Linked DNA regions of Homo sapiens: region 2 is linked to region 1. Evidence: read pairs that join two places in POLR2A ChIA-PET (ENCODE). Cell type or tissue: PC-9. All regions are shown on one strand. Each heading gives the region's core, and the rest is flanking DNA. Links, peaks and the distances in the headings are about the cores only.

Region 1 (2,910 bases), core at 120-2,619:
CCTGACCTCGTGATCCACCCCTCGGCCTCCCAAAGTGCTGGGATTACAGGCATGAGCCACCACACCCAGCCAACTTTTCCCTCTTTACTTCTCCTCCCCCCACCCCATAGCCATCTTCCTGGCACCCCTGGTTTCCTGTGGGCACATCTCTGGACTCCCTTCCCCTGCTGACCCCTGCCTCTGTGTTGCCCATGCCCCCAGACTTTTATCAAGAGATCTCTCTGGATGAACTCAGTGCTGTAGAGCTGATGGGGAAACTGGCTGAGCTCTGGCCATCCCAGCCAATCAGATCCATCACCTTTTCCACCAGGGCACCGGGGGCATCTTCATTCTCCTCAGTGACCAGATAAAGGGCAGCCATTTCCTGTCGCAAATCCCCACGGAGGCCTCGCTAACACTTCTGCCTCAGATTAAGCTTTCTTTTCCATGGCATGGCTTGTTCTCTTTGGCTCCAATAACAAAATTGCCTTTGTGCCCGCTTCACTCTTACAGGTGGTCCAGAATTTTAAGGACGAATCATACTTTGTGGCTGTGGTGAAAAAAGGGATTTTAGAGGCAGAGGAGTGTGCCTGGCTGGCCCTATAAAGGGGGATAAGAGTGTGCTGAGCATATATTCCGTCTCCTAAATGAGACTAAAAGGCTCTTTGGGGGCCAGGCGCAGTGGCTCATGCCTGTAATCCCAGCACTTTGGGAGGCTGAGGCAGGTGGATCACTTGAGGACAGGAATTCAAAACCAGCCTGGCCAACATGGCAAAACCCCATCTCTATAAAAAATACAAAAAACTACCCGGGCGTGCTGGCACGTGCCCGTGGTCCCAGCTACTTGGGAGGCTGAGGCAGGAGAATCCCTTGAACCCAGGAGGCAGAGGTTGCAGTGAACCGAGATTGCCCCACTGCACTCCAGCCTGGGTGACAGAGCGAGTCTGTCTCAAACGTCTCAAAAACAAACAAACAAACAAAAAACCTCTTTGAAGGGGATTAAGGGGATGTGTCCCAATTAACTAGCAAACACCTGTGAATGCCAGCTTTGTGTCAAGGGGAGAGGGATTTGTATAGCTAAAAGATATTTATTGCTTAGGAAAAACATGACTGAATAAATGCATCCTCATTAAATAAAAAATGCTCCAGTTTCTGTTGTCAGGGAGTTTATTAGAGGGAAAGGTAAGGCCCCCACTTTTCTCCACCTGCCCCTGGCATGATACAAGGCAGAAGGGCAGGTGCTTCCTGGACATCATCTGGCATAGGGCACCTCTGACTAGTCTGCTTGGCATCTGGTTATTCAGATGTTTGCCTTCCACCCCTCCACATGCCAGAGCTGGTCAGCTTGGCTTATGTACACAAGGGGGTAGGAAGAGGTAGATGTGAAGTCGGGTTTTAAGACACGTGTGGCCGGGCGTGGTGGCTCACACCTGTAACCCCAGCACTTTGGGAGGCCGAGGTGGGCAGATCATGAGGTCAGGAGTTCAAGACCAGCCTGGCCAAAATGGTGGAACCCCATCTCTACTAAAAATACAAAAATTAGCCAGGCGTGGTGGCGGGCACTTGTAATCCCAGCTCCTCGGGAGGCTGAGGCAGGAGAATCGCTGGAACCCGGGAGGTGGAGGTTGCAGTGAACTATCGTGCTACTGCACTCCAGCCTGGGTGACGAGCGAAACTTCACCTCAAAAAAAGAAATAAAACAAAAAAACACTTGGGTGTGCCAGACGCATTGTAGGCTGCTTGGAGGGTGAGGACCTGACTGGTCCTGCTGGTGCCTTTTTACTGCTTTCGGTGCAGAATCCAGATGGCTACTACTTGGTTCTGACCTAGGCCAGGGGAACTCCACTGCTCAAGAGACTGATAGCTTGTCTTCACCAGAAACCTTGTTAAAACACTTGGCTGACTCAACAGGCTCCAGGTGAGCCAAAGTATCTTGCATCTCACCCCGAGAGGAGGCAAGTAGCCTCCAGCTTCACTTTTCTTTCTGGTCAGCAGCAATGGCTGTTGGAAGTCTTCCTTACCCATTCGTTCTTCTGAGCTGGCCAAGTTTATGAGGCAAAAAAAAAAAAAAAAAAACTGGCAATGTGGAAAGAGCTTTTGCCATGAGCAGTGTTGGCTGGTGATCACTGAGAGTGTTAATTCATTTAAAAATTTTAAGCCCTTTTTAAATTAAAAGTTAATTTTTAAAAGGTATATACACTTAATGTGTTGTCCAATGTGTTGAACATTTAATGTGGTGTTCAGTTTTCTTGGCTTTATTGTCCCCAAGGGGAAATGTCTTCTGCTTAAACTATAAACTAGGGCAAAGGATGGGGTCTGGAACAAGGGAATAAATCAATCCAGCTGGATCTTTTTTTCACAATTAGTTTGGGCAAAACTAATTACTAAAGCCTCCAAAAGACCATTCAATATTCAAATCACTGTACCTACTAAAAAACTCAGTTCTAAGAGATTTAGGAAATACTATAGCTATTATCTAGAATTGAGGCTATGGGGCTTTTAGAAAAAAAAATTTAGACATATTGTTTCCTTAGTTTTAAGAGATGAGGTCTCTGTTGTCCAGACTGGTCTTGAACTCTTGGTGTCAAGTGATCCTTCCATCTAAACTCTCAGTAGCTGGGATTATAGGTGTGCACCACTGTGCTTGACTTTTTTTTTTTTTTTACCTTAAATTTTATTAATCTTTCCCTAAAGTCATAAATTTAATTTTTTTTTTTTTTTTGAGATGGGAGTCTTGCTCTGATGCCCAGAGGTAGAGTGCAATGGTGCAATCAATCTGGGCTCACTGCAACCTCCACCTCTAGGATTCAAGCAATTCTCCTGCCTCAGCTTCCCGCATAGCTGGGATTACATGCTTGCACCACCACGCCCAGCTAATTTTTGCATTTTTGGTAGAGATGAGTTTCATCACGTTGGCCAGGCTGGTCTCAA
Region 2 (2,910 bases), core at 225-2,724, 170 kb after region 1:
TGTCTATCACTGGCACTGACACATATCTATCAACAGAGCGCTTCTGACTTAAGATTTTTAAAATTAACTATGGTTAGCTAGAACAGCCAAAATTTACAGCAAAGCTTCTAATAGCCAACTGTCTTTGAAAATCATCAGCATTTACGCCGGGTGCCATGGCTCACGCCTGTAATCCCAGCACTTTGGGAGGCCTAGGAGGGTGGATCACGAGGTCAGGAGTTCGAGACCAGCCTGGCCATGATGGTGAAACCCCATCTCTACTAAAAAAAATTTAAACAATTAGCCAGAGGCTGACGCAGGAGAATCGCTTGAACCTGGGAGGCGGAGGTTGCAGTGGGCCAAGATCATGCCACTGCACTCCAGCCTGGGGAACAGAGTGAGACTCCGTCTCAAAAAAAAAAAAAAAAAAAAAAAAATTCATCAGCATTCCAGAATCCTGAGAGAAAAAAGAGCTAAACCTTCTTAAAGCTGTAAGATTAAGTTCTCCAAACAATGGGGAGAGAAAACATACTCAGAACTAAACCTGGGAAGCACTCTCCTAACAACCTAAAATTTAACCTAAAACTGGCCAAGCACGGTGGCACCTATTATCCCAGCACCTTGGGAGGCCTAGTCAAGAGGATCGCTTCAGCCCAGGAGTTACAGACGAACATGGGCAACATAGAGAGACCCTGTCTCTACAGAAAAAATTAGCCAGGCTTGGTGGTACATGCCTATAGCCCCACCTACTTGGGAGGCTAAGGCAGGAGGATCGCTTGAGCCAAGGAGGTAGAGGCAGCAGAAAGCTGTTATCATGCCACTGTGGTTCAGTCTGGGCAACAGAGTGAGACCCTGTCTCAAAAAAAAAAAAGCCTCTCTCACTACAGCATTCCAAGTTCTACCTTATGTATATCTGCTACAGGGTACAGCCCCTAAAATACCCAGTTACATTACTATGTTCAGAAAAAGAGTTAAGAACATTGCAAAAAGCAGTGGTCTCCAAATGCTAGTCTACAGACTGGTTCCATCAAAATGATTTGTGGAGTTTAGATTCCCAACTCTTCCCACTGAGATTATCATTCAGTTCATCTTCGTGTGGAAACACAGCATCTGTGATTTTTTTTTTTTTTTTGAGAGGGAGTCTCATTCTGTCACCCACACTGGAGTACAGTGGCATGATCTAAGCTCAGTGCAACCTCCGCCTCCTGGGTTCAAGTGATTCTCCTGCCTAAGACTCCCAAGTAGCTGGGACTACAGGTGTATACCACCACACCCAGCTAATTTTTGTATTTTTAGTAGAGACTGGGTTTCACTAGTTGGCCAGGATGGTCTCAATCTCTTGACCTTGTGATCTGCCCACCTCGGCCTCCCAAAGTGCTGGGATTACAGGCACAAACCACTGCACTCAGCCTGGTGTTTTGTTTTTGATTCAGGGTCTTACTGTGTTACCCAGGTTGGAGTGCAGTGGTGCAATCTGAGCTCACTGCAATCTCTGCCTCCCAGGCTCAAGCGACAATCCTCCTGCCTCAGGATCCCGAGTAGCTGGGACCACAGGCGCACACCACCACAACTGGCTACTTTTTTCTAGAGATGGGGTTTTGCCATGTTCCTCAGACCGATCTCAAATCATGGGCTCAAGTGATTTGCCCACCTTGGCCTCCCAAAGTGCTGGGATTACAGGCGTGAGCCACCACACCTGGCCATCATCTGTAGTGTTAAAAGCTCCACATGTTTGAATTTTTTTTTTTTTTTGAGACAGAGTCTTGCTCTGTCACCCAGGCTGGAGTGCAATGGCATGATCTAAGCTCACTGCAACCCCCGCCTCCCGGGTTCAAGCGATTCTCCTTCCTCAGCCTCCCAAGTAGGTGGGACTACAGTCGTGCACCACCACGTGCAGCTAATTTGCTTGATTTTTATGCCAAATATGAAAAAAAAAAAACTTTTTTTAAGTTCTACAGGTGATTCTGATGGGCCACCAATTAAAGAACCACTGGAGAAGTAAGTTTCCATCTTCCAGTAAGCATATCAAAGGAAAGGCAGTACCTTCTTTCAGAATAGTTCTTTTGACACAGCTTCCAATGAGGGTGTTATAGGCCACTTGGTGTCTGATCAGATTTAGGATAAGAGGAACTCGGCCAGGGTGCTGAAAGGTGATTTTGCTAACAAGGGTTCCCTGTAGACTTCGGCCATCTGGAAGAGGAGCATCCTTGTTGAGGAAATAGCAGTGCTGCTGACCAGGAAGAGCCTGGGCAAAAAGAACAGTTAACGAGTGCTATTTAGTTACCTATTGTATTCCAACCACAAAGTATCCTGAAAAAACCTACTACTCAAAAAAGTGCAGAAAAGTCTCCACAGTGAATGTTTTCATCAGCTGATATTATAAATGTCAATCAATTACTAATTAGGCTGAAAAGATGTCTTTTTAGTAAATGCACTATGCTAGTGATTTCCTAACCTAGCTAACATAAAAACTACCTCAGAAATCTGTATTAAAGAGGTTCCTAAACCATAAATGCAAAATCTCTTTTTTTTTTTTTTTTTTTTGAGACAGAGTCTCCCTCTGTTGCCCAGGCTGGAGTGCAGTGGTGCGATCTCGGCTCACTGCAAGCTCCGCCTCCCGAGTTCATGCCATTCTCCTGCCTCAGCCTCCTGAGTAGCTGCGACTATAGGCACCCGCCACCACGCCCGGCTAATTTTTTTTGTATTTTTAGTAGAGACAGTGTTTCACTGTGTTAGCCAGGATTGTCTCCATCTCCTGACTTCGTGATCCACCCACCTGGGCCTCCCAAAGTGCTGGGATTACAGGAATAAACAACCACGCCCGGCTGCAAATTCTCTATTTTTAATAAAACACCTATATAATAATAATGCAGCCAGAATTTGGTAACCACTACTTTAGTCTATTGTAAAAGATTCAGATAAATACAAGTC

The links. Peaks named below come from ENCODE experiments on the same cell type or tissue, not always from the same donor. Only the 100,000 strongest peaks of a DNase experiment are listed, where the experiment ranks them.
Region 2: POLR2A ChIA-PET joins it to region 1 with 14 read pairs; 7 of 35 experiments call an interaction of 5 or more read pairs at or near these places.

Annotation. Positions count from the first base shown.
Region 1 is chr17:39,247,274-39,250,183 of GRCh38, forward strand. No RefSeq gene overlaps it. Among named protein-coding and RNA genes, the nearest start is that of STAC2, 23 kb to the left of the region's middle. In PC-9, for the core only: no CTCF peak of the experiment used is centred there; a DNase peak (open chromatin) is centred at 1,278.
Region 2 is chr17:39,417,695-39,420,604 of GRCh38, forward strand. MED1 (mediator complex subunit 1) reads right to left here. Exons shown (of 17, transcript NM_004774.4): 14 at 2,023-2,224. Among named protein-coding and RNA genes, the nearest start is that of FBXL20, 18 kb to the left of the region's middle. In PC-9, for the core only: no CTCF peak of the experiment used is centred there; no DNase peak of the experiment used is centred there.